Regions from separate parts of the Homo sapiens genome. Here all the other regions are linked to region 3. A link is an interaction called in ENCODE POLR2A ChIA-PET data of the cell type or tissue named here. Cell type or tissue: GM12878. All regions are shown on one strand. Links, peaks and the distances in the headings refer to the core of each region. The heading gives the core; the rest is flanking DNA.

The links. ChIA-PET counts read pairs that join two places held together with the same protein. Peaks named below come from ENCODE experiments on the same cell type or tissue, not always from the same donor. Only the 100,000 strongest peaks of a DNase experiment are listed, where the experiment ranks them.
Region 1: POLR2A ChIA-PET joins it to region 3 with 11 read pairs; 2 of 35 experiments call an interaction of 5 or more read pairs at or near these places.
Region 2: POLR2A ChIA-PET joins it to region 3 with 10 read pairs; 2 of 35 experiments call an interaction of 5 or more read pairs at or near these places.

The regions. Positions count from the first base shown.
Region 1 is chr4:88,416,237-88,427,039 of GRCh38, forward strand. It overlaps HERC6 (HECT and RLD domain containing E3 ubiquitin protein ligase family member 6), which reads left to right. Exons shown (of 23, transcript NM_017912.4): 13 at 1,189-1,343; 14 at 7,624-7,737; 15 at 8,359-8,466. LOC102723458 (a long non-coding RNA gene) reads right to left here. Exons shown (of 5, transcript XR_938976.3): 2 at 4,120-4,192; 3 at 3,338-3,476; 4 at 3,066-3,172. Among named protein-coding and RNA genes, the nearest start is that of HERC5, 35 kb to the right of the region's middle. In GM12878, for the core only: no CTCF peak of the experiment used is centred there; a DNase peak (open chromatin) is centred at 3,855; H3K27ac peaks cover 1,232 bases.
Region 2 is chr4:88,404,647-88,415,812 of GRCh38, forward strand. It overlaps HERC6 (HECT and RLD domain containing E3 ubiquitin protein ligase family member 6), which reads left to right. Exons shown (of 23, transcript NM_017912.4): 9 at 230-351; 10 at 908-967; 11 at 3,878-3,971; 12 at 8,431-8,620. LOC102723458 (a long non-coding RNA gene) reads right to left here. Exons shown (of 5, transcript XR_938976.3): 5 at 10,735-11,166. Among named protein-coding and RNA genes, the nearest start is that of HERC6, 31 kb to the left of the region's middle. In GM12878, for the core only: no CTCF peak of the experiment used is centred there; a DNase peak (open chromatin) is centred at 7,235.
Region 3 is chr4:88,310,772-88,321,937 of GRCh38, forward strand. It overlaps PPM1K-DT (PPM1K divergent transcript), which reads left to right. Exons shown (of 5, transcript NR_134238.1): 2 at 1,025-1,100; 3 at 5,915-6,036. Among named protein-coding and RNA genes, the nearest start is that of PPM1K-DT, 31 kb to the left of the region's middle. RefSeq lists an enhancer at 10,068-10,147. In GM12878, for the core only: no CTCF peak of the experiment used is centred there; no DNase peak of the experiment used is centred there.

The sequences.
Region 1 (10,803 bases), core at 904-5,903, 100 kb after region 3:
AATTGACCTCGTCAATGACCATAATTCTGCATAAAGCCTGGCTTATAATTCCCATTAACCCTGTGAGAGCGGTTTTGCTATTCTTCCTTCTTTGCTCTTTTCCTATTGGTTGTTAGTATTTTTCTGTTTTATTTTAGGAGCTTTTTAATTATGAAGGCAATTAATCCTTTATCAATAATATGAATTGCAAGTATTTAGGCTATTAAAAATTTTTTTTTACTTTGTGGTATTTTTGCTATGCAGAATTATTTTAAAAAATTTTAATGTAGCCTACTATATTAATATTTTATTCTATGGTTTCTGGATTTGGGGTCATACTTCAAAAATAATTTATAACTAAAATAATTCCCATCCTCCTGCTGTAATTGTTATTATTTTATTTTTATATTTAAATATTTGATCCATATGAAGTTTATCTTGGTTAAACACTATTTTTTCTAGATCAGTTTCCAGTTTTCCCCACATATTTATTAAATCTTTTTCATTCCCACTAATATGCAATGCCGCATTTATTATGTATTAAAGTTTCGTGTGTATTTGAGTCTACTTATGGAATCTCTATGTGTTTGCTTTTCATATATCTAGGTAATACTGTTTTAATTACATTTGCTTGATAATGTATTTTAACATCAAATTTATTTGTTTTCTGAGAGTTATTCTGAGAATTTAAAGGTTCCACATTCCAAATCCATGTTGCAATCCAGTAATATTAAAATATAATTATTGGCTATTTTAAAAAGTACATGGCCATGTACCAGATGTTCATAAAATCCAAACACATATATAATATTTTTTCATTTTTTACAGATTAAAAACGTCCTTGATGCCATTGTATGTGTTTGTGTATTCACCTGTGTGTGTTTTCAGACTTCATAGATACCCTATACAATTGTCAGTTTGAAAATCATGAAGTCAATCAATTAAGCATAAATGTGAGCCATTAACCAATTTCTTCAAATCCTGAATTTGAGCTTTTCAAAATTCTAATGATACTTAATAAGGGAAAAAAATTTCCACATCTGTGAGCAGTAACTGTTGTGCAGGATATACTTAAAAAAGATATTCATAAATTATGCCATCAGAAATGTAAAATATTATCTATTTCTTACATTAAAGAACCCACTAGAAACAGAGATTTGGGGGGTGGTAGGAAAAACATATTTATCATGGCTAATTTTACACCCCCAGAGAAGTGTTGGGCATTTTTGCAAGAATCTTCTCTGAATCCGCTGATCCAGATGCTTAAAGCAGCCATCATCTCTCAGCTGCTTCATCAGACTAAAACCGAACAGGATCACTGTAATGTTAAAGCTCTTTTAGGAATGATGAAAGAACTGCATAAGGTAAGGGTTACTCTAAAGGAATGCATGTACTATTTTATGTAATCAAAATCCCTTAAGTCTCAACCAGTTGGACTTCTAAGAAGTCAAATAAAAATCATGAGGAGTCAAATGTTTTTTAAAGGAGTATAGAAAAGGGAAATGTTTGGCATAAAATAATTAGGGATTTAAAAGTTGAGAAACTTTAGGAGGACTTAAGATGTTTTGTAATGGACTTCTTTCATTAAGAAAAAGTACACTGTGCTTGTAATTCTAGCTACTCTGGAAGCTGAGGTGGGAGGATGGCTTGAGCCCAGGAATTTGAGGCTGCAGTGAGCTATGATTGTGCCACTGTACCCCAGCCTGGGTGACAGAGCAAAACCACATTTCTTAAAAAAAAAAAAAAGTAAAGTACACTGAAGATACTGCTACATGTAACAACATACAACAACATGGATGAATCTCATCAACACAGTGATAAGCAAAAAACACACCAAAAATTACACTCTATGTCATCTTTTATAAGAATTTTAAAAACAAGCAGAGCTAATCTATAATGACAGAAAGCAGAATGGTGTTACCTCTTGGGAAGGGCAATTGGTTTGGAAGGAGCATAGGAGAACATCCTGGGGCCTGCTAGAAATGTTCCATGTCTTCACCTGGACAGTACTTACCCAAGTGAGTATGTGTGTAAAAACTCACCAAGCTGCACATTTAAGATGTATGCACTTAGTCAATGTATGTTGTAAGAAAAAAAACCCAGAATCACATAGAAAAACCCTCCCTCAAAGTAGGAGCGAGCCAAAAGACCAAAAAATGACTTAGGACAAGCCCAGCTTGATGAGTAGATGTTGTCTATTAGGACTTACATACAGGGCACTCCTGGACGGCAATAGGACAGCTCTAGTGATCTGTGCTGCCTCCCATCTCTAAACTGCTTTTAAGCGAATTTTCTGGCTCAAAGAGCTACAGTGTTTGAGCCATGAGAATGTTTTTCTTGGTAGGTTCTCAGATACTCTCCAGGATGTTTGGGTTCTCAGGGACACCTGCTCCTCAGCTGGGCACCGTGGCCTTGGCTCATTGCCTGGCCTTCAGGGTTAAGGCACTGGATAAAAACCCTTAAGTAACTTGGTGAGAGACCCATCACACTACACATGTGTGATTTTTTTGTTTGTTTGTTTGTTTGCTTGAGACAGAGTCTAGCCCTGTTGCCCAGGCTGGAGTGCAGTGGTGTGATCTTGGCTCACTGCAACCTCTGCCTCCTGGGTTCAAGTGATTCACCTGCCTCAGCCTCCGGAATAGCTGGGATTACAGGCACCTGCCACCACACCCAGATAATTTTTGTATGTTTAATAGAGATGGGGTTTCACCATGTTGGCCAGGCTGGTCTCGAACTCCTGACCTCAAGTGATCCGCCTGCCTCGCCTCCCAAAATGCTGGGATTATAGGCGTGAGTCACTGTGCCCAGCCCAGATATGTGATTTATAAATGAAACATATATGTTTTATTTGTAACTTAGTAAAAATTAAATAGAAAGGAAGAAAAGTTCACCGAGGACTATGGCCAGAACAAAGAAAGGGCCCAATGGATACTGTTAGATCAACTCAGTCTGTCTATATCAGAATATTTGCTAAATCCCACTGTAGAAATATCAAATGAGGCCATTAGGATTTGGTGTCCACGTTCTCTATGGCTGTGTCAACATTAGGGTCACCAAGAATGCAAAGTCTGTTTTAGTAGAGTTACCTAGAGTCAGTGGTATCCAGAAGTCACTGGGCGTGGTTACATCATCCTCATTCTGCTTTGGGTGGTAGTCCCAATAAAGAGAAATCAGACTGGACTCTTGACTAGATCTAAAGATTGACACAACCATGTTACAGATGAGTGTCTGAATTCACAGTGATCAGTGATTCACAGAAGAGCTCTTAAATTCCAGAGAAGTAGACCAGAGTAATGAGCACTAATGTCTAAGGCACCTAGGGCAGCACTTCTTAAACTTTAATATGCATGCAAGTTACCTGAGATCTTGTTAAAAAATTCAGATTCTGATCCGGTAGGCCTGGGGTGGTGCCAAAGATTCTGAGAAATTCTTAAGTGATGTCATTGCTGATACCTGAAGGATTTATGCTTTGATGTTCTTGTGCCTAGGAAGAAAAGCTATTAAACTAATTAATAATGAATTAGTAATTAAGACCATTACACTGTAATTTACTGTCTTAAGCTGCAATTAATAAACATAATATTTGGTCTCGGTTCTGGAATGGTCTCTAGTATTGTGGACAATTGGAAGACTATATTTGTTTTACTAATGTTGTGATAGAGAAAGCACAATATTAGGTCATGCTAACTTCAGACGTACATCCTAGGACCCAAACATTGTCATAAATCCTCTCTCTTCCCCTCTCCCTCTCCCTCTCCCTCAAACATTGTCATCAATCCTCTGTCTTCTCCTCTCCCTCTCCCTCTGCTCTCTCTCTCTCTCGGCTTTTTTCTTTTTGGGTTTCATTCTCTCTTACTATATATAGGGTGTCAGAGCAGGGCACTGTTTCTCACACTAACTTTCGTTTTCTTTCTAGGTTAAATTTACTTCTTAATAAAATACACCTCTTTCCCTGGCGCTTTGTAGTACTCCTTGTGTTGAAAATCAAGTATTCATTTGGCTGTTAATCTATCCTTGTACCTGTATAACACCGTACAAGTTACTGTATCTTTATAATAAATATTGATATGTGATAAAGTTTCAACTTTTATCTTCTCCTTCAGTGTTATTGTTAAACTTAAATATTAACTTTAGAATTACCTTTTTGTTCCAATTCCACAAATTCCATTTGTCGGGCTTTTGATTGTGTCTTTGACCTGGTAGTGAAATGAATCTATAGAACAATTGGAGAGAGAATGACAACTTTACTGAGTCTTCTAAGTCTGATCATGACATAGCTCTCTGTTTATTTAGTTCTGCAGTTTCTTACAATAATATGTTATAGTGTTCTATGTAGAAGTCTTGCAGTCTTTTATTAGATAAATCATGAGTACTTGATATTTTATGTGGTTATATATCTTTTTAAAACAGCTTTATTGAGATATAATTCTCTCATTTAAAATATACAATGTCATGCCTGTAATCCCAGCACTTTGGGAAGCTAGGGTGGAAAGATTGCTTGAGCTCAGGAGTTTGAGACCAGCCTGGGCAACATAGTGAGACCTTGTCTCTATTTTTTTAAAAATAAAAATAAATAAATAAAATGTGCAATGTAATACTTTTTAGCATATTCATGGAGTTGTATAACCTTTACCCAAATCAACTTTACAACATTTTTATCACCCAAAAAGAAGCCCTATACCCATTAGCAGTCACTCCCCATTCCCCATTCCCCCTCAACTCCCATCCCCTTATTCTCACTCCAGCCCTAGGCAATCACTAATCTACTTTCTGTCTCTACAGATTTGCCTATTCTGGACATTTTATGTAAATGGAATCACACATTATGTAGTCTTTTGTAACTAGCTTTTTTCACTTAGCATAATGTTTTCAAGGTTCATCTATGTTGGAGTATGTATGAGTACTTCATTCTTTTTTATTGATGAATAATATAATGCATTGTATGAAATACCACATTTTATATATCCCTTCCTCAATTGATGGATATTTGGGTTATTTCCACTCTTTGGCTATTATGAATAATGCCGCTATTTAAATGTCTGTACAAATTTTTGTGTAGACATGTTTTCATTTCCCGTATATACCCAAGAGTGGGATATCTGGGTCATATGGCAACTCTAGTTTAATCTTGTGAGGAACCAGCAGACTGTTTTCCAAAGCAGCTACACCATTTTGTATTACCACTAGCAATGTATGACAGTTCTAGTTTTTCCACGTTCTTTTTTCTTTTCTTTTCTTTTTTTTTTTTTTGAGACGGATTCTTGCTCTGTTGCCCAGGCTGGAATGCAGTGGCAGGATCTCGGCTCACTGCCACCTCCACCTCCCAGGTTCAAGCGATTCTCCTGCCTTAGCTTCACAAGTAGCTGGCATTACAGGTGTACACCCCATGCCTGGCTAATTTTTGTATTTTTGTAGAGACTGGGTTTTACCATGTTGGCCAGACTGGTCCCGAACTCCTGACCTCAAGTAATCCACCCACCTCAGTCTTTCAAAGTGCTAGGATTACAGGCATAAGCCACCGCACCCGACCACTTTTCCACATTCTTGCCAACACTTGTTATTATCTGTCATTTGGATTATAGTTATCCTAGTGAGTGGGAAATGATATTTCCTTGTGATTTTGACTTGTATTTCCTTGATGGCTAATGATGTTGAGCAGTTCATATGCTTATTGCCCATTTCTGTATCTTATTTTGAGAAATGTTTATTTAGGTCTTTTGTCCATTTTAAAATTAGTTTATTAGTCTTTTTATTATTGAGTCATAAGAGTTCTTTACATACAGTTACAAGTCCCTTATCGGATATACGATTTGCTAGTATTTTCCCATGTGTTGTTTTTTCACTTTCACCATGGTGTCTTTATGCACAAATGTTTTTTATTTTGATGATAAATTCATCTACTTTTTCCTCTTAAAAGTTAAATTTTTAACTGTCTTTGATGTATAGAAATGCAGTAATTTTTATACATTAAGCTTGTTTTTTAACAATCTTGTTAAATTTACCTACTAAAACTAATCTCTTGACTTCTTTGGATTTTCTCTGTATAGAATCATATAACTTGAAATAATAACAGTTTTGTTCCTATTTATTTTTCTTTACTTATTTCATTGGCTAGGACAACCAGTATAATGTTTTATAACCTTATTCTGATCTCAAAGGGAAAACCTTAACATCCAGTTTTATGTTTTGCTGTGGGATTTTTGTAGATACGTTTTTAAAAGGTTAAGGAAACTTCATTCTATTTCTAGTTTGCTGAGGGCTTTGTTCTTTTAGATCATGAATGGATACTGAATTTTATTAAATGCTTTTTCTGCATACGATGGCAAAATACACAGATGGGTTTTCAGCTGTTTTAACTTTATCTACTTGAAGTAACACAGCCTGCTCATGTGTTATAGATTTCAAAGATTCCATTTGCTGATATTTTGCTTATCATATTTGCATCTATATTCATGAGTGAGACTGGTTTGTTATTTTACTTTCTCATAATGCCCCTGTGAGGTTTCTGGACCAGGTAATGCTAATCTCATGAAATTATTTGGGGAATATTCTTTCTCTATTTTATGTAAAAGATTGTATAATACTAGCATTTTCCTTAAATGATAGGTAGAACTAATCTATAAACCTTTTGGGTCTGGAAATTTCTTTGTCGGAAGTTTTTTAAATTATGGGTTTAATTTATTTAACAGCCACAGGATTATTGAGATTTTCTATTTTTTTCTTGTATTGCTGGGTATTTCCCCAGGATTTGTCTCTTTATCTAAGTTTTCAAATGTCCTATTTTTATCTTTTTAATCTCATCACAATCTGTAGTTTTGCCCCATTTTTCATTCTTGATACTGGTTTTTTTTTTTGTTTTTTTTAAAGTCTTACCAGGAAATTGTTTTTTCTTTTTTAAAGACGCAGTCTTTTCATTTGTTGATCTTGCTCCTGTATATTTGTTTTTCATTTCCTTAATTTATGTTCTTAAGTTTCTTATTTCCCACCTTCTATCATTTGGATTCATTTTTGTGATGGAGGCATTTAGATCATTTAGATCACTGATGCTTCCTCTAGGAAGCCTTCTTGAACCTCTTAAGTCTTTCCCCAATCAGAAACTGTATCCTAAATTCCTGGTAACTTGTTGTTTTTACCTACTAGACCACAGATTGTCAATCTACACCCAAGGGCAGTCTCCTGTTTTTGCAAATACAGTTTTATGGGAATAGATCCACATTCATTTGTGTAAGACAGGACATTTTAATCTAAAGATTTGTCCTGTGCTTGACAAAAATAGTGTGTGCCAAGTTAGTATTTATTAATTAAGGAGCAAAGTGCTGAATTTGTTAAAAGTACCTTGGATTTTTATGGTGCTTTTATTCTCAAAATCTAGAAACTATTTCCAGTAAATCTATGCCCTAAAAATTAGTTTACTAATCCACACTGTCAGCGTCTTATCTTTGACATTTCTTCATGAAAATTAAGGAAATTATAGCTCAGAAAATGGAAACTTTATAGAACTCTATTTCATCACTGACAAATGTTTTCAGTTTAGAGAGCTTTCTTCTTCTTATCTGTATAACAGCCATACATATATATCTATATATCATAGATTAAATCACTTATTGATAGAAAATGAAATTCACAGGTCATATTCTCTTTAAGGTAAACAAAGCTAACTGTCGACTACCAGAAAATACTTTCAACATAAATGAACTCTCCAACTTATTAAACTTTTATATAGATAGAGGAAGACAGCTCTTTCGGGATAACCACCTGGTAAGAATAACATTTTTACTTCTGAAAATGTTCATATTTTAAAGGAAGACACATTACTGTAGTATCTGTAAAGGTACTCTTTGATAAATCAGGATTTGAAAATTTTTTAATTGCAATGATAAATTTGCTAAATTTGATGATCACTGAAAACTTAAATATATTTTAATCATAAAACAAATGCAGTTTTTGAAATTTTGTTTCTAAGTAATTCGGATTCTTACAGATTTCTGAGGCCAGGTGCAGTGGCTCACACCTGTAATCCCAGCACTTTGGGAGGCCAAGGTGAGCAGATTGCTTGAGCCCCGGAGTTTGAGACCAGCTTGGGCAACATGGTGAAACGCTGTCTCTATCGAAAAAATACAAATACGTGGTAGCACGTATCTGTACTCCCAGCTACTCAAGAGGCTGAGGTGGGAGGATCACTTGAGCCCAGAGAAGGAGGTTTTAGTGAGCCAAGTTTATGCCCCTGCACTCCAGCCTGGGCAATAGAACAAGACTCTGCCTTAAAAAAACAAAGAACCACAAAAACCAGATTCCAAAAAAAAGGCGATAAGGTAAAGGAAGTAAGTTTTTTTTCATTGTTTTTAATTATCAAAACTATTATCTCTGTTTATTTTTTAGATACCTGCAGAAACCCCCAGTCCTGTTATTTTCAGTGATTTTCCATTTATCTTTAATTCGCTATCCAAAATTAAATTATTGCAAGCTGATTCACATATAAAGATGCAGGTATGTATGTCCTATTTTTTAGTATGAAAAATTTCAAACATATATAAAATAGAGATAGTGGTATAATGAATCCCATCACCAAGATTCAGCAATTGTCAACATTTTGCCACACTTTTATCTATCACTTTTTTTCTTTGTTGTTGTTACTGTTTTTGCTGAAGTATTTTACAGCAAATTTCAGTTCCAATGTCTCTTCACCTGCCCATACTTCAATGCATTATTTCTGGTTGTCCTACTCGTGTTCACTGTGAGATTCATGAGTGGTTCAAGTGGCAACCACATGATTCTTTCATTGTTTCTCATTAACCTTTTATTTAATAATTTCATCCATTATTTTCATTAAGGTTTGTGGTATGGCAATACTTCTAATCTTATTCCTTCCAAAGTCATTTCCTGGAATTAGGTAAAAAAGAGCTTTTCCTTATCAGTCAGGGCACTTGGTTCCTCCAAAATGGTTAAAGACCATTCACATAGGAAGGTAGAATAATTAATTCCTATCCCTTTAATTATCAAATGTTGCCAAATTACCCTCTATAGAGTTTGTAAATGCCTCTTCCACATGCTGTTCTCAGCAATGCAGAGTATTATCAAGCTTTGTGATCTTTTCCATTTTGATGAGTTAATCATGATATTTCACGTTGATTTTAATTTATATTTCTCCTTGTTATTTAATGTTCTAGTCCTCACTTTCTTTATATAATATGTATCTATTGTTTTCCTGCCATGAACAACACTGACGCTATCCAGTAATCTGTTCTTTCCTTCTCTCTTCCCTCTCCTCCTCTATCCAATTTTAATTGCTGTGTTCTTAAGTGCTAATCTTTGGATTAAAAATACCTCCTTAAGCTTCTTGGAGCTTGATTTATAAGCTCCGACTGATATTCTTTTATTCTTAAATAATGTCTATGAGTCAATCAATGAGTTTATTTTGTTTTCCACTTACTTTCACCCTTCTGCTTCTTTTCTGGTAGTTGTATTAGTCCCACATAAGATTTACATACTATTTTGTTTCTTTTATCACCATCAGCCTTAGTTCTCAGTTAAGTATATATAATGCCATCCCCTTATTATGCTAAAACAAATTTTCCAAACTTTTTTTTTATTGCTGAGGCTTGTTTTCTAGGTCATTCCTCATGAAAAGTTTATATCTATTTTTCTATGATATTTATATTTTAAAGACTCATAGGAATCAGAACTTATACCCATTATTGACTTTTATTACTAATTCAAAGGATGCATCTGGGTGAAACATAAGAAGTCTGAGATAGAACATGCACAAGAGAAGCCATTTCAGTTATTCATTCCCTTTTTATACCCCGCTAATTACATGGCTTACATGACATTTTCCAATGTGCCATGCCCCATAAATCCACGAATTCCAGGTTTATTTATAATAAGCAACCTAGACAGACAAGGTATATCCTGCTAGTAGCATTCCACAGGTAAGGGCTGTCCCTCTAGTTCCTATTATTATTATTATTTTGAGACAGAGTTTTGCTCTTGTTGCCCAGGCTGGAGTACAATGGTGCAATCTCAGCTCACCACAACCTCTGCCTCCCGGGTTCAAGCGATTCTTCTGCCTCAGCCTCCCAAGTAGGTGGGATTACAGGCATGCGCCACCATGCCTGGCTAATTTTGTATTTTTAGTAGAGACAGGGTTTCTCCATGTTGGTCAGGCTGGTCTCGAACTCCCAACCTCAAGTGATCTGCCTGCCTTGGCCTCCCAAAGTGCTGGGATTACAGGCGTGAGCCACCGCACCCGGCTTATTATTATTATTATCATCATCATCATCTTAAGACAGAGTCTAGCTCTGTTGCCCAGGCTGGAGTGCGATGGTGCGATTTCTGCTCACTGTAACCTTCACCTCCCAGTTTCAACTGATTCTCCTGCCTCAGTCTCCCAAGTAGCTGGGATTACAGGCACCCACCACACCCAGCTAATTTTTGTATTTTAGTAGAGACGGGGTTTCACCATGTTGGTCAGGCTGGTCTCGAACTCCTGACCTCAGGTGATCGGCCCGCCTCAGCCTCCCAAAGTGCTGGGATTACAGGCGTGAGCCACCACGCCCGGACTAGTTACTATTATTAGTGCCTATTACCAGCATGTTTACAAATATATTTGACCAGGTCATCTCTTCTTTTATTTCTGAGCCATCTGTTTTTATTTTTGTAACATCCCTGGTAAAGGGAGAAAATAGATTGTCTTTCCTTTCCAAACCTAACTTTCCCATCAATTTCCCTTAAACAAGACCTTCCCTTTATGGTATTTTCTCCTATAGTCATGTTTCTCTCTGGGTCATTTGTCTATTCTGCTAGTGAGTAGTCGAGGGTTGAGTG
Region 2 (11,166 bases), core at 4,940-9,939, 95 kb after region 3:
CACTTTTTTTTTTCTTTTTTAATGATGAAACTAAGGCTCAGACCAAGCAAAGTGGCCCAGGCTAGGAGGTGGAATAGCCCTACCGGTCTGACGCCAAAGCTCCTCCCACCAAATGCTACCACCCAAGAGGGCAGGGCCTATTTACCACCCATGCCAGGTGATTTACTGTATAATTTACTACTGAACGTGTGTGTGTTCCTGATCATTCTTGTTTCTTCCTTCCCTGAAGGATACTAGTTCCACACGTGCTCCCGGGAAAACCCTGCCAGAAATAAGCCGAATTAGCCAGTCCATGGCAGAAAAATGGATAGCAGTGAAAAGAAGAAGTACTGAACATGAAATGGCTAAAAGGTGGCTCTGTCTGATAAATTATAAGCCACTTTTATCTGGTTCTGGGGCTTTGGTCATTTTATCCTAAGATAGAGGTTTTGGTTTTGTTGTGAAGGTATTTGCATTTTGACCATGATTCTCTTCTACAGCCTCTTAGTGTGACTAGGTCATCAGTGTACTCATTTACAGATATATGGAGGACATGTGATATCCCAGGTGACTTACTAGGTGAGGGAGTTGCAGGAGTGAATCAAAAAAGCTCACAAAGCCTTTAATAAGGTGGACTGTTTTCATATCTTCATAGTTTACCCCTTTGGAGTTTTATGAGTTTTGGTCTTCACAGGGATAGGTTTTATTTAAACCTACGTGACTTGAACAAATCAACTATAAAGGGTTTTGGTGAGATTTAGAAATAATATGAACAAAGTATACCCAGGATTTGGGAGACTCTTAAGAGAGTAGTTATTTTCATTAATAATTATTCCACGTCATCATTTACTTATTCAGACATAATAAGATTTTCAAAAGGCATGCTTTATTATATGTTGTGACTTACCCCTTGTTATTACTTTTACAGTGAAATTAGAATGATATTTTCATCTCCTGCTTGTCTGACTGCAAGTTTTTTAAAGAAAAGGTAATACTTACATAAGATTTACCTTCATTTAAAACACTGGAAAATATTTAAAATGAAATGTTTCAAGTAAGTTTAATTTGTGAATTTTGTTATTCTTGCCCACAAAGTCCAACACAGAGAACTCTGTAGGTTGTTATAGAATTCTTTCATTTTATGAAGTAATTTTCTATTAGACTACCATAAGTTATAATTCCTAATTAATATTGTTTACTTCCTTCATACCACTTTACTCTGTTGTCTGATTAGAAGGAATGGTGTTTTTTCAGGATCTTTGTATATACAAAGGATCGGCTAAATCTCACATTGCTTTAGTACTTAGAAGCCAAGAGTACACTTTACAATTTTTACTGTGTATGATCAATTAAAAAATAGATCTTATTTATGTTGTCTTTAACTCACTGCTACAGAAGAAAATCTGATTTTACTCCTATTTGGTTTAACATTTGGTCTGATCCAATAGTTGAAACAGTTCCTGTAATGCTCAATATTTGGGTCTTCTATTTCTGCTCTTTCCTCCAAGCTCTCCAATATGGCACCTGTGTGTAAAAGGGAAGAGAAGGAGAAATAGCAGTGTAGAGGGTCTTAGGCTGCCCTCTGCCTCTTTGGAGGTTGATGCCTTGCTGATCTGTCTGCAGCTAGTGTAACTCATATGGGTTCTCCTTTGCCTGTCCCTCCCTTGTTAACTTGGTGTTAAGTTTGCTCACTGGTTCAAAATATGGTGATACACATCTTGTACCCACTGCTGGTCACTAGGTGGTACTCACTTAACCCTTGTTGCTATTACTTGCCGTTGTACAACCCTCTTGGCAGTCCCATTAGTTCTTAACCCAGCTGCATTCTCAGTCAGCTTGTGGGATTAGAGGAACTGTTGGATGCCAATAACTTCACCTAAGGCTAATTCTTACTGCATGTGGGAAAATCTTTTCTATGTGAAGATTGTTTTCTTCCTAATGTGAAAAAGTATCCATGCTCACTTCCCAGGAGTGAGGAACTCCTAAGATGTCAAAGATTGCGAAAGAGAATATATTTTAAGGGGGAAATTTATAATACTTTGTTTTAGTACTTGCATAAATATTTTAGCCCTAATGTTACTATAAATCAGTTAATCTAGCAAGGAGAAAATCTTTCTTTGTTTTTTTATTATTTATTTATTTATTTATTTAGAGGTGAAGTCTCACTCTGTCACCCAGGCCGGAGTGCAGTAGTGCAGCTCGGCTCACTGCAACCTCCACCCCCAAGTTCAAGCTATTCTCCTGCCTCAGCCTCCTGAATAGCTGGGATTACAGGTGTGCACCACCACACCCAGCTAATTTTTTATGTTTTTTGGTAGAGATGGGGTTTCACCATGTTGACCAGGCTGGTCTCAAACTCCTGACCTCAAGTGATCCACCCACCTTGGCCTCCCAAAGTGCTGGGATTACTGGCATGAGCCACCGCGCCCAGCCTCTTTTTTAAATTTTTATTATTTTTATTTATATTTTTGAGACAGGGTCTCACTCTGTCACCCAGGCTTGAGCGCTGTGGCGTGATCTCTGCTCACTGCAGCCTCCGCCTCGTGGGTTCATGTGATTCTTCCACCTCAGCCTCCTGAGTAGCTGGGATTACAGGCATGCGCCACCATGCCCAGCTAATTTTTTTGTATTTTTAGTAGAGACAGGGTTTCACCACGTTGGGCCAGGCTGGTCTCGAGCTACTGACCTCAAGTGATCCGCCCACCTCAGCCTCCCAAAGTGCTGGGATTACAGGCGTGAGCCACTATGCTCGGCATTTTGTTTGTTTGTTTGTTTGGTTTTGTTTAATGTTTAGAGATGGGGTCTTGTGCTGTTGCCCACGCTGTAATGCAGTAGTTTGATCATAGCTCCCTGTAGCCTTGAACTCCTGGCTTGAGCTATCCTTCCACCTCAGCCTCACAAGTAGCTGGGACTACAGGTGTGCACCACCATGCCTGGCTAATTTTTTTTTTTTTAATTTTTTTGTAGAGACAAGGTCTTCTCTATGTTGCCCAGGCTAGTCTCTTGAACTCCTGGCTTCAAGCAATGCTCCCACTTTGGTCTCCCAAAGTGTTGGAATTACAGGCATGACCCACTGCCGCTGGCATACAATATTTGATAATGCATTATTTAAAAATGGTTAGGCTTATTGAATGCTGGCCTCTCAAATATCACTAAAACAACTTGTTGATAAGACAGGCCAGAGAGAACAGCACACCTGGACAAAGCGTTGGTACTGTTTCTGAGAGGAAAGACCAGTTCGGAATTTATTTACAATTGGGAGTCTGGCTTAAGGAGGTCTTTCAATATGAGAGGGAAGGCTGGAGGTTTGACTTGGACTGGGTAAATGTACAACAATCCAGGATGGGTGCAAACTGTAAGGTAAGGATTTTGAGATAAGGGATTCAAAGAATCTATGGGCACAAACTGTTGATGCTCTCCATTGAAGAGTTAAATGGGTCTTTCAAGAAGTTCCCATGATGAACAATTTACATTTGCCTGGGCAAAAGTTTCCTGGAAAAGTAAAGTCATGCTAATAAAAACAGTGGAATTGCAAAGTTCTGTAAATATGAATGGTAAGGAGGGTGGGGGGTAGGTAGTTCTAGTTCTTAGTGTGCAAACTGAGTGCGGGGGCAGATGGTTTCTGTTGTCAGATTCAGCACGTAAAATTTTGTTAATATGGCAGTCCAAACTTGATGTAGCCACTACAGAGATAATAAATTGTTATCTACTGTCTTTTAACAAGGAGAACATAAACTGTACATTTTTTATGTCAAGTAAGTTGATTATTTTGAAAGGAGGTAAGCTTTAAGAAAAAGGTTTGTATCTTATATGTAATAAAGCAACAAATGACATACAAACTTTAGAAATATCCCTTTCCTTATGTTTATGTGGTTTCTTGCATTTCTTGTATCCAAAGAGGAACTGGAGAAACGACTTCCATTGATGTGGACTTAGAAATGGCAAGAGATACCTTCAAGAAGTTAACAAAAAAGGAATGGATTTCTTCCATGGTAATAGCCAATACTTACTTTAGATATAGAACAAATACGATTGCAGTTTATTTTTGTTGGAAGCTGGGTGAGATGGGAACTATGATTGTAATTGCCCGATGAGTTCTTCCTGCCCACTGCAGAAACAAAAATCGACCCACTGAGACTATGACATTGTAGTAAAGAAAGAGTTTAATTGACATGAGGCTGGCCATGCCATGTAGGAGACAGAATTATTACTCAAATCAATCTCATGAAGGCTCAGGCTCACAGCTTAGGGGCTTTTCAAAGACAGTTTGGTGGGCAGGGGGCTAGGGTAGGGGGCATGCTGACTGGCTGAGTGAGAGATGAAATCATAGGGAATAGAAACTGTCCTCTTGTGCTGAGTCAGTTCCTGGGTGGGGGCCACAGGACTGGCTGATGGGTCCAGGTGGGACCATCCAGTTGTCAGAAATGCAAAAACCTGAAAAGACATCTCAAAAGGCCAATCTTAAGTTCTAAAATAATGATGTTATTTGCAAGAGTAATTGGGGAAGTTGCAAATCTTATGACCTCCAGAATAATGGCTGATAATTATTTAGAATTCAAGCCCCTTTCATCCTCCTAACTTGTTGGACTTTCATTAGTTTTACAAGAACAATTCAGTTTTGGGGACAGACTATTATCATTTAAACTATAAACTAAATTTCTCCCAAAGTTAGCTTGGCTCATGCCCAAGAATGAGAAAAGACAGCCAACCTGTGAGGCTGGAAGCAAGATAGAGTCAACCATGTCAGATTTCTCTTACTGTCATACTTTTGCAAAGGTGGTTTTATGATTGGGGCCGAAAGAGGGGGCTAGTGTTCATTATGAAATTACTATATTCCAGGTACTATTAGGTGCTGACATTTATTTTCTTATTGAATCCTTAAATGTACAATAGATACAATATTTTTATTTTCAATATAATCAGAGCAATGCTCGAGAGGTGGATAATCTCTAGCATGATATAGGAAAAGAGCATTGGTTTGGGAAGCAGGATAACCTTATCCTGGACTGATCAACTGAAAAGCCACTTCTGTATTCTGAGATGAAACTTACATCTATTTGAGATGAATCTCTGTTACTACTTCATCCTTTCTCTTTGGATCACATTTTCTTTACCTGTTGAATTCATCTTTAAAATCTATTCCAGTTTAATATTGTGTGATTCTGGGTTGTATTGGGAAGAAAATTTTCTTTTCCTGTCCTGACTCAGGTTTGAGCTGGTGGATGGGGTCACTGAAAATTAATAATTAACAGAATCTCTTAGTGCTCAGGATGCTGTAGACTGGGTAGCTTAAACAACAGACATTTATTTCTCACAGTTCTGGAGGCTGGGAAGTCCAAGACCAAGGCACCATCAGGTTTGGTGTCTGGTGAGGGCCCACTTCTTGGTTAATAGATGACCATATTTTCAGTGTCCTCACATGGCAGTGTGAACCCCAAATATCTAAGACAGGTCTCAGTTAATTTAGAAAGTATATTTTGCCAAGATTGAGGACACACGCCTGTGACACAGCCTCAGGAGGTCCTGATGACATGTGCCCAAGGTAGTGGGAGCACAGTTTGGTTTTATACATTTTCAGGAGACACGACACATCAATCCACATATATAAGATGAACACTGGTTTGGTCTGGAAAGGCGGGACAACTCAAAGCAGGGAGGGGCCTTCCAGGTCTTAGGTAGATGAGAGAAAAATGGTTGCATGCTTTTGAGTTTCTGATTAGCCTCTCCAAAAGAGGCATCAGATATGCATCTATCTCAGTGAACAGAAGGGTGACTTTGAACAGAATGGGAGGCAGGTTTGCACTAAGCAGTTCCCAGCTTGACTTTCCCCTTTAGCTTAGTGATTTTGAGGCCCGAAGATTTATTTTCCTTTCACAGCAAAAAGGGCAAGAAATCTCTCTGGGGTCTCTTTTGTAAGGGCACTAATCCATTCATGAGAGCTCCAATCTTGTGACCTAATTACCTACCAAAGGCCCCACCTCTTAATACTATCATATTGGGGGTTAGGATTTTAACATATGAATTTTGGGGAACACATTTAGCCTATAGCACAGGAGGAAAAAAACAAGTTTTGTACGCTTGCATGTGGGGCATTCAGATGAAGAGGCTCCCTGAACAGCTAGGGATAAGAATTTATAAACCAACTTAATGGAGGAAAGGGAGAAGGGAGAAAGGGCTCCTATGGGAAGAACAAATGGGATTTTATGGAGACAAATGGAAGGTATGACAGTTTGTGAGAATGTTTGTTTATGCAATTTCTCATCCACATGCAAGTTGTCTGAATGATTGGTCTCCTTTTTAGCAGTGTAGCTCCTCAATGGGGGATGTACAAGAGCTTCATACTAGAAGAGCTCTGCATTAGTTAGATAAAAGAAGCTCCAAAAAGGCATCTCAAATGTCTTCAGTTAGTAAAATAATCTTTATACCATTTTGATGGGTCTGAGTGGGTCCTTATACTTGGAAGGGACAGGCGGAAAGTGTTCCTTAATGTGTAGTAGATACAATATTTTCATTTTCAAGATGAAGTGATAATAGCAAATATTATGAAGTATATTTCTTAAATGAATTTAGGTGATATGGGAGATAATTTGGGGTGCTGTTCCCGGTGTAAGTTCCAAGGGACATTAGTTTTATAAAAAACCCCATAAAAAAGGGTTCTTAATGAGAAAACTTTGGGAACACTCCCTACTATTATGGAGTCATGATATGCGCATTAGGAAATCAAAGATTCTATGATGTCATACACTAAAAGAAATCTCTTTTGACCCTATTTTTCTTGGAGTTATTTGACATTGTGATGCTATTTTCTGGCATAACACCTACTGGCATTCCACAGAAATCATATTCTGCTAGACATGTGAAAAAGCAAATTTTAAGAATTTTAATGTAATAAAAACAATATATAGTACATCACAGTTTATTGTTGCATATATCACTTATTTACCCTTAGGACATGAAAGGCAAACACTGTAATTACAGAACATAGATCTATCAGGTAGAGTAAATATGGCTAGCTGCTATGACAAACAACTTTGAAATCCCAGTAGCTTAACACAGTATTTTCCAACATCCTAGTCCAACAAGGGTTGGAGGTCAGAGGCACCTTTGCACAGGTTCATTCAGGGCTGAATCAGGCTTCTTTCCAGCATCTCTAGGCCCTGGGGCTGTAAAATCCTCCACTCAATCTTTTGGGTTGGCTAGCAGATGAGGGAAGTGAGTATGGAAGTTCCCATGAGAGGTTTCAGTGGCCTGGCCTTAATGTGTCACACATCACTTTCTCCCACATTGGTGAGCTAAGACTCAGTCACATGGCCCTGCCTGATTGCAGGGGAGCCAGGGGCTGCCATCTTCCTATAAACCCAGGAGGAAAAAGAAAAACGACTGGCAAGGTGAACATATGGCATTTTCTCTGCCATGGTAGATTTTACTACTATGGTAGTGCCACAGTCACTTTCTAATCGAGTAACGCTGACTTCCTCTGAGTCTCTCCTTGCTCATCTGTAAAAACAAGGTAAAACACAAATAAAGCAAAAATTACCTTACAGGATTATCAGTAAGATTAAATAAAATGATTTACACGAGATCACCTGACACATTGTAAGTACTCAATGAATGTTCAAACAAATATAAAGAATACCATACAAGTTTATTCCCACTAGTATGTTTTTATATACGTCCTATTTTAAAAGTTTACTTCTGGGCCAGGTACACTGGCTCATGCCTGTAATCCTAGCACTTTGGGAGGCCAAGGTGGGAGTATCACCTGAGCCCAAGAGTTTGAGACTGGCCTGGGCAACATAGTGAGACTCCATCTCTACAAATAATTTTCTAAAATGGGCTGGCTGTGGCAGTGCACTCCACTTAGGAGTCTTGAGGTGGGAGGATTGCCTCAACCAAGGAGCTTGAGGCTGCAGTGAGCTATGATTGAGCCACTGCACTCCAGCTGTAATTGAGCCACTACACGCTGAAGTAAAACTTTACCTCTGGATGAAATAAATAATATAAAAATTTAGAGCTATTTTTCTCTGCAAATTTTTCTACTGATACATGAGAAAACAGAAAGAAAGAAATGGATATTGTGTGAGGGGAAGGGGACAGCTCTTCCTTCTAGAAGGAGGAATACTAATGTGACCTGCATACAACATTGCTTTTGAAGGGCTTTGTATTCGTTTTGAATCCATAATTCACTCAGTATATCCATGCTCATGGGATTTCACTTTATTTTCTTCAGGGAACCTGATATAAAATGAGGAGGATGGCTCTCATGTACTATATCAGGGGTATTTGGGATGGAAGGAGTGATGGAGTCTCATCAATAGGTTTCAGAATGGCTAAGTGATTATTCTAATTGGAACATGGTGGAGTGAAACCCTTAATTTCACAGCTTGCTTCTCACAATCCTCTGTATCTAATATATCCTGGGTCTGTTCCCTGATCCTATTTTTACCACAGATAACTACGTGTCTCGAGGATGATCTGCTCAGAGCTCTTCCATGCCATTCTCCACACCAAGAAGCTTTATCAGTTTTCCTCCTGCTCCCAGAATGTCCTGTGATGCATGATTCTAAGAACTGGAAGAACCTGGTGGTTCCATTTGCAAAGGCTGTGTGTGAAATGAGTAAACAATCTTTGCAAGTCCTAAGTAAGTTTTATGTCACTTTATCTGTACTCTCAATATAGAGTCACTCTCTGAAGTAGACGTTGTAGCAAATTTTGAATAGAAGATTTCAAAATAGACAAGTATTTGAGAACATGGCATGTAAATTATTGAAAAGATTAATAATCTAAAGCTATTATAATTATTAGTTCTATCATACAAAGCAGGTGTAGTTTTTAGACTTGGATGTGGCTTTGACATCAGAGTTTGGTAGCTATAAGGTATTCATTTTAGACTTGGATGTGGCTTTGACATCAGAGTTTGGTAGCTATAAAGTATTCAATCAAGATCAATCCATACTTTAAAATTTTTTGCTCATGTTATTTTGAAACTTTTGACATTTTGACCAGATGATGAAAAACAAATGTTAAACTTTGTATTATTATTATTTACTTTATTCAGTACTGTATTATGTCCTTTTATAGCTTTTAGCGTATATTGAAAGTTCAGTGATTACCCAATAACCCAATGGGGTCCAGATGTTTATATACCCTTCTACATAGAGGAGAGGGGAGGTAGGGAATGTAGACAATTCTTTTGAGGAGTAGTAAATGACTATTAGGGAGAATGAGTGACCCAGGAAACAGAAATTAACTTGTAAATGATTCTCCTTGGAATTGGAATGAGCCTGAGAGGCAGGCATTATCTTTTGAAAAAATACATCTAGGTGTGGTTACATTCCTCAGTCGTCTTGTCTGTGACAGATAATGTAATTTCAGAGATGGCATGAAAGGCAATTCTGTTCTCTGTAGTGGGTCCAGTCTTAAGGTAGATAAGGGAGTGTCAGAGAAAAGCCTTTTCCAGCATCTGCTGACCTTCAAGGGCCTTTAACTTAAAATAATCAGCATACCAGGGTGCCATATTTTGGGGCAAATTTCCCTGGACTCCTTCACTTAAGAGGTACAGAGGGCCAGGCATTGTGGCTTACACCTTAATCCTAGCATTTTGGGAGACTAAGGTGAGAGAATCTTTTGAGCCCAGGAGGTTGAGGGCAGCCTGGGCAACATAGTGAGACCCCGACTCTACCAATTTTTTTTTTTTTAAATCAGCCATGCATGGTGGCACACACCTGTGGTCCCAGCTACTTGGAAGCTGAGGCAGGAGGATCACTTGAGCCCAGGAGTTTAAGTCTGTATTACTGGAAAGGGGTCCCAATCCAGATCCCAAACAAGGGTTCTTAGATCTCACACAAGAAATAATTCAGGGAGCGTCTATAAAGTGAAAGTAAGTTTACTAAGAAAGTAGAAGAATAAAAAATGGCTACTCCACAGGCAGAGCAGCTCCTTGGGGCTGCTGGTTGCCCATTTTTATGGTTATTTCTTGATTATGTGCTGAAGAAGGGGTGGGTTATTCATACCTCCCCTTTTTAGATCATATAGGGTAACTTCCTGGCATTGCCATGGCATTTGTAAACTGTCACGGTGCTGGTGAAAGTACAGCAGTGAGGACGACCAGAGGTCACTCTCATTGCCATCTTGGTTTTGGTGGATTCTAGCCGGCTTCTTTACTGCAAGCTGTTTTATCATCAAGGTCTTTATGACCTGTATCTTGTGCTGACCTCCGATCTCATTCTGTCATCTAGAACGCCTAACTGTCTGGGATGGTAGCCCAGTAGGTCTCAGCCTTATTTTACCCAGCTCCTATTCAAGATGGAGTTGCTCTGGTTCAAATGCCTCTGACAGCAGCAGTAAGCTATCAGCATACCACTGCACTCCAGCCTGGGTGACAGAGCAATACCCTATCTCAAAGAAAAACAAAAAGGTACAGAGGATATGTACAATGAAATGTAAGCCACCCAGTTCCCCTCCCAGAAGTGGCTACAGGTTCTAGTTTCTTGTGTAACGTTTGAAAGATATTCTATATATAGAAACATACAAATGTATTATTTCTGTTTTTAATGGTAGCAAACTATTAAAGTTCCTCTTCCACAACTTGCTTTCTCCCACTAAACAGGATATCATGGAGATCATTCCAATAGAGAATCTATAGAACTGCCTCATTCTATTTAATGGCTGAAGAATGTTCTATTGTGAAGCATTTCATTGTACATATATAAATTCACACATGCAGGAAACATTCCAGAAAGCAAAATCACTGAGTCAAATTGTATGTACATTTTTATTTTGAGATATTTTGCCAAATGACCCTCCACAGAGTCAAGGTCATCATATCACCCAATTTGAAGTGGTTGTCATTCACACTGTAGTCTGTATAAATTTCACCCCTAGAGTTGGGAAACCTGTCCGTACTGACAAAGGATGTATCAATTTACACTTCATCAATGAATATGAGAATATCGGTCTGCATACTTTCCAACCATGTTATCAAACTTTGATCTTTGCCATTCTGAGGAAAAAAAACTTTTAATTTTAAGTTGAATTTTTCTTATTAAGAGTGAGATTGTGCCGGTTTTTGTATATCACAGATCACTTTGTATATCATATTCTGTGAACTCTTACTATAGGACCACCAGGTCTGATTTCCTGTTGCACAGTAACAGACCAATACACTGAAAAAGTAGGAGTTGCAGC
Region 3 (11,166 bases), core at 3,665-8,664:
TATCTTTTCAAAAAATCAACATTTTGTTGCATTGATTTTTGTGTGTGTCTTCTTCATTTCAAATTCATTGATTGCTGCTCTGATCTTTATTATTACCTTTCTTTTACTAAGTTTGAGGTTGTTTTGCTCTTGCTTCTGTAGTTCTTTAAGATGTGTTGTTAGGTTATGTATTTGAAGTTTTTCTTCTTTTTTGATGTAGGCACTTATAGCTACAAATTTCTCTTTTAGTACTGCTTTTGCTGTATTCCATAGGTTTTGCTATGCTGTGTTTCCATTATCATTTGTTTTAAGAAATTTTTCAATTTTCTTCTTAATTTCTTCATTGATTCACTAGTCATCCAGGAGCATATTGTTTAATTTCCATGGATCTGTATGATTTCCAAAATTCCTCTTGTTGTTGATTTCTAATTGTATTTCTTTGTGGTCAGAGAAGATGCTTGATATGATTTCAGTTTTTTGAGTGCTTTAAGACTTGTTTTGTGACCTAACACATGGTCTATCCTTGAGAATGATCAATGTGCTGAGGAAAAGAATGTATATTCTACAGACATTGGATGAAATGTTCTGTAACTATCTATTAGGTTCATTTGATCTATAGTGCAGATTAAGTTCAATATTTCCTTATTGAGTTTCTGTCTAGGAGATCTGCCCAATGCTGAAAGGGGAGTGTTGAAGACTCCAGATATTATTGTATTGAGGTCTAGCTCTCTCTTTAGCTCCAATAATATTTGCTTTATATATCTGGGTGCTCTAGTGTTAGGTGCACATATATTTATAATCATTATATCTTGTTGCTGTATTGACCCCTTTATCATTATATAATGACATTCTTTGTCTCTTTTTAGAGTGTTTGTCTTGAAATCTATTTTGTCTGATGTAAGTATAGCTACTCCTGCTCTTTTTGGTTTACATCGGCATGGATATCTTTTTTCATCTCTTTTTTTAAGTCTATATGTATCTTTATAGGTGAAATGTGTTTCTTGTAGGCAACAGATCATGGGGTCTTGTTTTTTCTTCCATTCAGCCACTCGATGTCTTTTGATTGGAGAGTTTAATCAAACAGAAGGAGTCTTCCATTGTGGCCACCACAGCTGGGAATGGTGAGTTGTTATATTTGCTACAATCAATGAGTCTACATTGACACATCATCATCACCCAGAGTTCATAGTTTACATTGAGGTTCATTCTTGGTGTTGTATATTCAATGGGTTTTTATAAACATATACTTATTAAGGACTGCATAGTGCACCATGGTGCTATTGTGTCTGGAATTGTTGGGTTCTTGGTCTCACTGACTTCAAAAATGAAGCCGCGGACCCTCACGGTGAATGTTACAGTTCTTAAAGGCAGCACGTCCGGAGTTTGTTCCTTCTGATGTTCGGATGTGTTTGGAGTTTCTTCCTTCTGGTGGGTTCGTGGTCTCGCTGGCTCAGGAGCAAAGCTGCAGACCTTCGCAGTGAGTGTTACAGCTCTCACGGTGGCGCGTCTGGAGTTGTTCGTTCCTCCCGGTGGGTTCGTGGTCTCACTGGCTTCAGGAGTGAAGCTGCAGACCTTCGCGGTGAATGTTACAGCTCATAAAGGCAGTGTGGACCCAAAGAGTGAGCAGCAGCAAGATTTATTGCAAAGAGCAAAAAAACAAATCTTCCAAAGTGTGGAAGGGGATGCAAGCGTGTAGCCACTGCTGGCTTGGGCAGCCTGCTTTTATTCTCTTATCTGGCCCCACCCACATCCTGCTGATTAGTCCATTTTACAGAGAGCTGATTGGTCTGTTTTACAGAGAGCCGATAGGTCTGTTTTGACAGGGTGCTGATTGGTGCGTTTACAATCCCTGAGCTAGACACAAAAGTTCTCCACCTCCCCACTAGATTAGCTAGATACAGAGTGTCGATTGGTGTATTTACAAACCCTGAGCTAGACACAGAGTGCTGATTGGTGCATTTACAAACCTTGAGCTAGATACAGAGTGCCAATTGGTGTATTTACAATCCCTTAGCTAGACATAAAGTTTCTCCAAGTCCCCACCAGAGTAACTAGATACAGAGTGCCGACTGGTGCATTCACAAACCCTGAGCTAGACACAGAGGGCTGATTGGTGCATTTACAAACCTTGAGCTAGATACGGAGTGCCGATTGGTGTATTTACGATCCCTCAGCTAGACATAAAGGTTCTCCAAGTCCCCACCAGAGTAACTAGATACAGAGTGCCGATTGGTGCATTCACAAACCCTGAGCTAGACACAGGGTGTTGATTGGCGTGTTTACAAACCTTGAGCTAGATACAGAGTGCTGATTGGTGTATTTACATTCCCTTAGCTAGACATAAAGATTCTCCAAGTCCCCAACAGACTCAGCAGCCCAGCTGGCTTCACCCAGTGGATCCCGCACTGGGGCCGCAGGTGGAGCTGCCTGCCAGTCCCGCGCTGTGCACCCGCACTCCTCAGCTCTTGGGTGGTCAATGGGACTGGGCGCCCTGGAGCAGGGGGCGGTGCTGTGCAGGAGCCCACAGCTGGCGGGGCAGGGTGTGGCGAGGCGGCTCAGGCATGGTGGGCTGGACCCCTGCCCCGCAGGGAGGCAGCTAAGGCCCAGCGAGAAGTTGAGCACAGCAGCTGCCAGCCCAGGTGCTAAGCCCCTCACTGCCCAGGGCCAGCGGGGACGGCCAGCCGCTTGGAGTGCAGGGCTGCCAAGCCCACTCCACCCAGAACTCGCGCTGGCCCACAAGCACTGCGCGCAGCCCCAATTCCTGCCTTCACCTCTCCCTCCACACCTCCCGGCAAGCTGAGGGAGCTGTCTCCGGCCTTGGCCAGCCCAGAAAGGGGCTCCCACGGTGCAGTGGCGGGCTGAAGGGCTCCTCAAGCACGGCCAAAGTGGGCGCCAAGGCCAAGGAGGCGTGGAGAGTGAGCAAGGGCTGTGAGGGCTGCCAGCACACTGTCACCTCTCACTATGGTCTCAATATCATTTGTCCCCACCAAAACTCATGTTGTGGACTGGTCTCCAATGTGGCAATGTTGGCAGGGCAGATGGTGTCTCTAAATGATTAGGTCATTAAGATAAATTAATGTCCTTCTCATGAGACAGGGTTAGTTCTCATGGGAATGGATTAGTTTCTGAGAGAGCCGGTTGTTATAAAGTGAGGGTGCCTTTGCAGCCATTGAAATACAAAAAATAAAATGAAGTTGCCCCTAGTGTTTTGCCCTTTCTCACACAAACCTAGTTCGCCTTCCATTTCTCCATGCTTTGACCAAGCATGAGGTCCTTGTTGGAAGCTGCCAGATGTTGCTGCCTAATCTTGAACTTCCCAGCTTGCAGAACCATGAGCTAAATATATCTCTTGTCTTTATAAACTTCTCAGGCTCAGGGATTCTGTTATAGCAATACAAAATAGACTAATACACATGGTATGTATTTATCATGAGAACTTTATACTTTTATTTGAAAATCCATCTTCAGACTTTTTCTATTATATACAATATAGATAATGCAATGTGTGTTAAAATTCTTGCTTTTTAAACTTATAAATCAATATGAAAATAAGATTGATGCATAGAACAATAGAAGAGAATGTGAATAAGTAATTGTAGAAGAAGAAATATAAATGGTCAATATAAAATGAGAAGTTGCTCAACCTCATTAACAATCAATGAAGTGAGAGTTGGAACAAGACATCATTTTTGAGAGCTATAGATTGATGGATATGAAAAAGATTGATAATATCAAGGATGGCACTGCTATAAACTAGGGCTGTAAGGGCAAATTGCTGTACCCTTTTAAGGGGACAGTAGCAATATGTAACAACCGTTAAAATGCACAGACCTTTTGCATTATGTTTAACTTTGTATACCTGCAGTGATAGCATTGTTATGTTAGATAGTTCTTATCTTTTAGAGATAGATATTGAAATACTATGAATGAAATTTTATAATAACTTGGATTGCTTCAACATAGGCTGCTGAGGGTCAGGCGCAGTGACTCACACCTGTAATCCCAGCACTTTGGGAGGCTGAGGCAGGCGGATCACTTGAGGTCAGGAGTTCAAGACCAGCCTGGCCCACATGGTAAAACCCTATCTCTACTAAAAACACAAAAATCAGCTGGGCTTGGTGGTGCGCACCTGTAATCCCAGCTACTCAGGAGGCAGAGGCACAAGAATCACTGGAACCTGGGAGGCGGAGGTTGCAGTGAGCCGAGATCATGCCCCTGGCACTCCAGCCTGGATGACAGAGTGAGATTCTGTCTCAAAAAACAAAAAACGCTGGTGAGTAGGTGAGGGGAAAGTAGGTAAGAGTACAGATGAAAGACGTGTGGCCATGAGTTCATGTTTGTTGCATCTGGGTGATGGATGAGTACATTGGAATTATTATACTGTTCTCTTTACTTCTATGTTTTAAAAAAACTTTTACAGAATAAAATGTTGAGGAAGAAAAATAAAAACTTGCAATTAAATTTTAACACAGCATTTATTTTTGAGAAAATTTATCCTAAGGAGAGGATCAACTAAGTGGGCAAAGATATAGCTACAAAAAGATTCAACATAACTTTCTAATTAAAGCTTCAATCTGGGCATTGAGCTCTTTTTTATCTGAGCAAAGAACTAGTTTGATGAGATCCTGAACAGTCAACAAACTGGTGACTCTGGCTCAGGAGAAGACATGCATTTCATATTAAAGGTCAAACACCCACAGCCCAATCACTTTTTGATAAGTAATATCCAGCAAATGACACCAATTTTAGCTACCTAATAAGATGAATCTTAAGTGAACTCTAAAGAAAGATACGGTGTTCAGAGTTACATACAGTGAAATTATAAAACTAAGTATAGCAGGTCCTTGAATAACATTTTTTTTCAATGTCATTGTGTTATGACATTGATAAGGAAAAAAAAAATCAATTCCCAGCTGGGCCACTGTTTGTGTGAAGTTTACACATTCTCCCCACGTCTGTGTGGGTTTCCTCTGGCTACTCAGTTCCTTTCCACACCCCAAAGATGTGCACATTAGGTGAGTGGATGTGTCTAAATGTCCTAATCTGAGTGTGGGTGTGTGTGTGAGTGTGCCCCGTGATGGAATGGTGTCCTGCCTGTCCAGCGTTGATTTCCACTTCTCGCCCTGAGCTGCTGAGATAGGTTCCAGCTACCCAAGACCCTGAACTGGAATAAGCAGGTTGGAAGATAAGTGAAAACAAGTTATTATAAAATAAATATTCATAAAGTATATGGTAATCATACAAACACACAACAATAAATGATGTGGTATGAAAGTGCTCAGTGAGCCTGCTATATTCGTTATTGTTTGTTTTTTAACTGTGTAGTGGTAGGAGGAGCCTCTTACTAATTTTGCTTTGCAAATACTTTTGATTTAACCACCACCACTACTATTGCTGTCACTCACTGACTGACCAAAAATCAGGTAAATAAATAAATATCTTACTTGTTTTTATTTACCTGTCTTATCTTTAAACATTTATTTATTTTAATGTTTAATATTAGAAGTGTTTTAGGTCTTTATTTAGAAGTTTGGTAATGTTTCTATGACCAGAAATATGCCATAGAAACATAACTCTTGTTTGTATCAATTAGCCTATGGTAAAATTGGTTTCATTATACATTATTTTGCTTAAAGTTGAAGTTCCCAATAACATATTGGTGACATTAAGTGAGGACTTACTGTACAGAAAATTTGCTCAGTTTTACGTGGGAGTATTCTTTTTTTTTTTTTTTTTTGAGACAGGATCTCACTGTATCACCTGGGCTGGAGTGCAGGGGTGAGATCATAGCTCACTTCAGTCTTGAACTTCTGGGTTCAAGCAATCCTCCTGCACTGGCTATCCAAGTAGCTAGAACTATAGGTGTACACCACCACATTTGGCTGACTTTTCTTATTTTTTTATTTATTCATTTATTTGTTTATTTATTTTTTAGAGCTAAGGTCTTGCTATGTTGCCTAGACTGGTTTTGAACTCCTGGGCTGAAGCAATCCTCCCACTTCGGCCTCTCAAAGTGCTGGGATATCAGACATGAGCCACCTGCCATGCTTGGCCTATGTGAGTATTCTTAGTTGTCATTATTTACATTGTACTATAGACTAAATGTTTGTGTCCCCTCTAAATTCGTATGTTGAAATCCTAACCCCCAATGTGATGGTATTAGCAGGTGGGGGCCTTTTGTAGCTGATTAGTTCGTGAGGGTGGAGCGCCCATGAATAGGATTAGTGCCCTGATGAAAGAGACCCCAAGGAGCTTTCTCATCAACTTTCTGCCATGAGAGAAAACTGGGAACTAGGAAGCAGGTTCTCACTAGACATCAAATCTGCCAGTACCTTGATCTTGGACTTCCCAGCCTCCAGAACTGTCCCCCTTAGTCATCCCACAGTGGTGAGCACCTAAGGTGACTTAACAACAGTTTTGTACTTTGTATCAGATGCACAAATGCATTCTCACTTGCCCTTTGTGTGTGTGAGTGCATTTCTATCTTCTTTTATGTTCTCTTTTTATTATACTTATGTTCATTTCACAATTCTTTTTTTTGTTTTTAAGAGAGTTGGGGGCCAGGCACGGTGGCTCACACCTGTAATCCCAGCACTTTGGGAAGCCAAGGCAGGTGGATTACCTGAGGTCAGGAGTTCAAGACCAGCCTGGCCAAGATGGCAAAACCCCATGTCTCTACTAAAAAAAAAAAATACAAAAATTAGCTGGGCCTGGTGGCAGTTGCCTGTAATCCCAGCTACTCCAGATAAGTCACAAACTCTGAAAAGTCAACAAACTGGTAACTCTGGCTCAGAAGAAGGCATGCATTTCATACTTAAGGGTCAAATACCCACAGCCCAATCACTTTTTGATAAATGACATATCCAGCAAATGTTACCAATTTTAGCTACCTAATAAGATGAATCCTCAAGAGGCGGAGGCAGGAGAATCACTTGAACCTGGGAGGCAGAGGTTGCAGTGAGCCAAGACTATGCCACTGCACTCCAGCCTGGGCAACAAAGTGAGACTCTATCTCCAAAAAAAAAAAAAAAAAAAGAGAGAGCGAGAGATGGGGGTCTCACTCACTCTGTCACTCAGGCTGGAGTGCTGTGATGCAATCATAGCTCACTGCAACTTCAAACTTCTAAACTCAAGCAATCCTCCCAATTCAGCCTACTGAGTACCTGGAACACAAGGCACACTCTACCACCTCTGGCCAATTTTTGAATTTTTTGTAGAGACACCATCTAGCTATGATTCCCAGTCTGGTCTCAAACTCCTGGCCTCAAGCAATCCTCCTGCCTCAGCCTCTTGAGTAGCTGGGATTACAGTCATGAGCCACTGTGCCCACTTGAATCTTTATTGAGTGCTTATTCCTCAAGAAATGCTATAACAAATGTTAGAAATTAAATGGTGAGTCAAAACAAAGTCCCTGTCTTTCCTGGGGTTTACAGTAATACTCTCTCCATGAACATCAACAACAACAGTAACTAATACACATAATTACATTTATTGATTAATTGAATGCTCACATACACATAAAGATATCATTGTCATTATTTTGTCAAGGGGGAAAGGGAGGCACAGAGAGCATAAGGAATTTGCCCAGAGTCATATGCTCTAGTGGTGGAGCCTGTATACTGTTTGTCTCTCCTTTACTATATTTACTCTCCCATGAATTGTAAACCAAAAATAAAATTCTAAGGCACCACAACCATCTGAATGGGCCCCTCCTCTCAGCCAGGGGCATTCCAAAGCTAACCTGAAAAAAATGAGTTCAGGCCATGATGAGAAAAGGGAGCCAAAATGCCTCATTATACCCTCCTCCCTTTTGGAATTACTGATATAAGAGGCTCTTTAAGTCTGATAAGAAATATTTACAATCTATTCTCTCTCAAATCTGCTACCTGGAGGCTTTATCTGCATGATAAAACCTTGGTCTCCACAACCCTTATCATAATCCAGACATTCCTTTCTATTGATAATAACACTTTCAACCAATTGCCAATCAGAAAATCTTTGAACCTGCCTGTGACGTGGAAGCCCCCAATTCCAGTTGTTCCACCTTTCTGAACTGAACCATTGTACATCTTACATGTATTAATTGATGTCTCATGTCTCCCTAAAATGTATAAAACAAAGCTGTGGCCCAACCACCTTGAGCTTATGTTTTCAGGATCTTTTGAGGCTGTGTCATGGGCCATTAGTCACTCATAACTGGCTCAGAATAAATCTCTTCAAATATTTTACAGAGTTTGACTGTTTTCATCGACACAATGTAAATATCATCTGAGATGTTATACTAACCCATTTATTTATTATTCACTCACTACATCGTTATTAAACATCTTTGATGTGCCAGGCATGTGGGGGTGGCTCTGGGCAAACAAAGAAATATGCTCAGTCCCTGTCATTGAGTGAGGCCCATAAACACATAATTCCAGCACAACCTGTTATGTGAAAAGACAAGGTATATATCAAGTGAAATGTAAACAAAGGAGGAAATGACTAACTTTGCTTGGGATTGCTGAGAAAGACTTTGTAGAAGAGAAGATTTTTTATCAGTGTCATGAAGGCTTAATAGCAACTGATTTGTTAAAGAATCATGAAAAGATCAACCCCAAGAAAGAAAAGGAAACATGGAAGGACCTGGACTGGAGTCACGCCAGTACAAGGAGGATACTGGCAAAGATGAGGTAGGTGGATGGGAAATAGCAGGACTTGAGGGTAAGACATTGAGTTGAAAACAAAATAATGGTTATTGATCAAACGCAGTGGGGCTTAGGCTGGGGAGTAATGCATATGGATCTGGTGCCATTTTGAAGGACATTGTTGAAGGCAAGGGAAAGCGTCCCCTTCACTCTCTGAAGGTTTGCTGAAAATATTTAACAAGAAGACGATTAATAGGAGAAAAGGCATACAAATTTATTTGATCATAGTTTTTCATGACACAGGGGCCTTCAAAATGAAAGCCCTCCACCTCGAGGTTACAGAAAGAATATGGATTCAGAGCACAGCCAAAAACAGGCTATGGTGGTAAACTAGGCTTTAGTGGCAAAACAGGTTATGAGAGAGACAGAACAGGAGGCCTGCCTAGCAAAGTTGGCCTTATTATATAGATGAAACCTCATGGGTAGCAGACAGAATAGATGACAAATTCTTCTTACCTTTACCAAATTCTCTCACCTCTAAAGGTGTCAGACTCTTAATCTTTCCTAGATCTGACAAGGGAATCCTGGCTGCATGAATATAGATTCTCTACAGATGTAAATTTCCCCCAGGAAAGACAGCTTTGTAGGGCCAATTCCGTTTGCTGGCCCTCTGGCAGTCATCTCAAAGTATATCAAAGAAATATATTTTGGGGTAAAATATCTTGATTTCCTTCCACATCGAGGATGAAAGTTGCTGAAGAAAGGAAAAAAATGTTGGTAGCTCTTGCAGTGATCTAAGCAAAAATTGAGGCACTGGAGAGGAGACTTATTGAGGGGTATGAATCAACAGAGCTTGATTAAGTCTAGGGGTTAAAGGAGTGATTGGGTGACTGAGTGGATAATGGTAACAATCAAAATAGTATCTCAAATTCTACAAGATTCCTTTTGAGCTAGAGTTTGCTCAAAGTACATTCAAAGCAGCACCTGTTGAACTCTGACAGCCCAGAAAAACAATAGCTAACTCACGCATGGCTAAATAGCTCTTAGAATCATAGTGAGTCATTGTTTTGGTTATATTAATGGATTAATTCAGTTAATCCTCACAAAAACCTCATAAAGTAGGCAGGACCATATTCCATTTTACAAATGAGGAGATCAGTTCAGGAAATTAGAACAGAGAGGTGAACTAACTTAACCAAGGTGATATAGCCACTAAGTGTTGGAGTCTGACTTCAAACACAGTCAGTTTTTATACTGCCTTGTTTGAAGCCTGGGGTGAAGATGGAGGTGGAGTGCTGTCCTGGGAGTGGGGCTGAGGGATGCAGCACTTTACAAGGGCAAAGTTTCCTACAAATCACCTTTAAACATCTTTCTTCCTTCTCAAAGTTCACACTCACCCTGGCTGCCAAGTGCTCCCTGCTCCTCGGGGCTATTGCTGTGCTGTTCTTGAGAGCTTCCTCCTTCCACCAGACAGTTTCTGTTCCCCTTAGTTCTGAGAAATGTGGCCGTCCTGGCCTAGCACCCTCCTAGGAGAAGTGAAGTCCCCTGCAGATCTTTCTGTTTGTTTGTTTTTCTGGAGCAAACAAGCCCTGCTTTCAATTCAGGGAAAGGTGGAAGGAGAACAGAGGTCTGGGAATGTGAAGAAGCTAAGACAGTGGATTTGATTGGGCACTTGTTTTGTTTGTGGTGTCTCAGGGATATTCAACTGAAAAGAGAAACCACAGAGATAGGAAGCCAGAAGAGGTTTGAAATTCTTTTGAAATACTTACTAAATATTTGCTTTCAGACACTTTGCAGGAGTATTCAAACAGCATCTCCCTGTATGTTGGAAAGCAGCCCGTGTACACAGCTAAATATTTTTTCTAAATAATCTTGAAAAGGAAACTAAACCAATCATGCATCACTGACAAAGATTTTGTCTTTTTTTTTTTTGAGACAGAGTCTCGCTGTGTCACCCAGGCTGGAGTGCGGTGGCATGATTTCAGCTCACTGCAACCTCCACCTCCCGGGTTCAGGCGATTCTCCTGCCTCAGCCTCCTGAGTAGCTGAGATTACAGGTGCATGCCACCACACCCGTCTAATTTTTGTATTTTTAGTAAAGATGGGGTTTTACCATGTTGGTCAGGCTGGTCTTGAACTCCTGACCTCGTGATCTGCCTGCCTCGGCTTCCCAAAGTACTGGGATTACAGGCGTGAGCCACTGCGCTTGGCCTGTCTTTTTTTTTTTTTTTAATAGGATCTGTTCTAAAAGTAATTTATGATTTGCATTCTGAAACTTGCCATCTAGTCAAGTTTAAAGACCCATGTAGGAACAAATATCATAAAAGTACAAAAAATTGATCATCATATGTATGTAAATGTTGTAATTTTTAAAAAGTCTTCGTGATAATGAAAAGAATCCATGTTGACTATAGCAAACATAAAATACAGAATTTAAAAAATTCCTCTTACTGTCACATATAAGCACCATTAACATTTTGGATGTATTCTCTTCCAGACTTCCTGCAATCTCTTTCTTTCTTTTTGATTACTATATTTCTTTATATTTTATTACTAC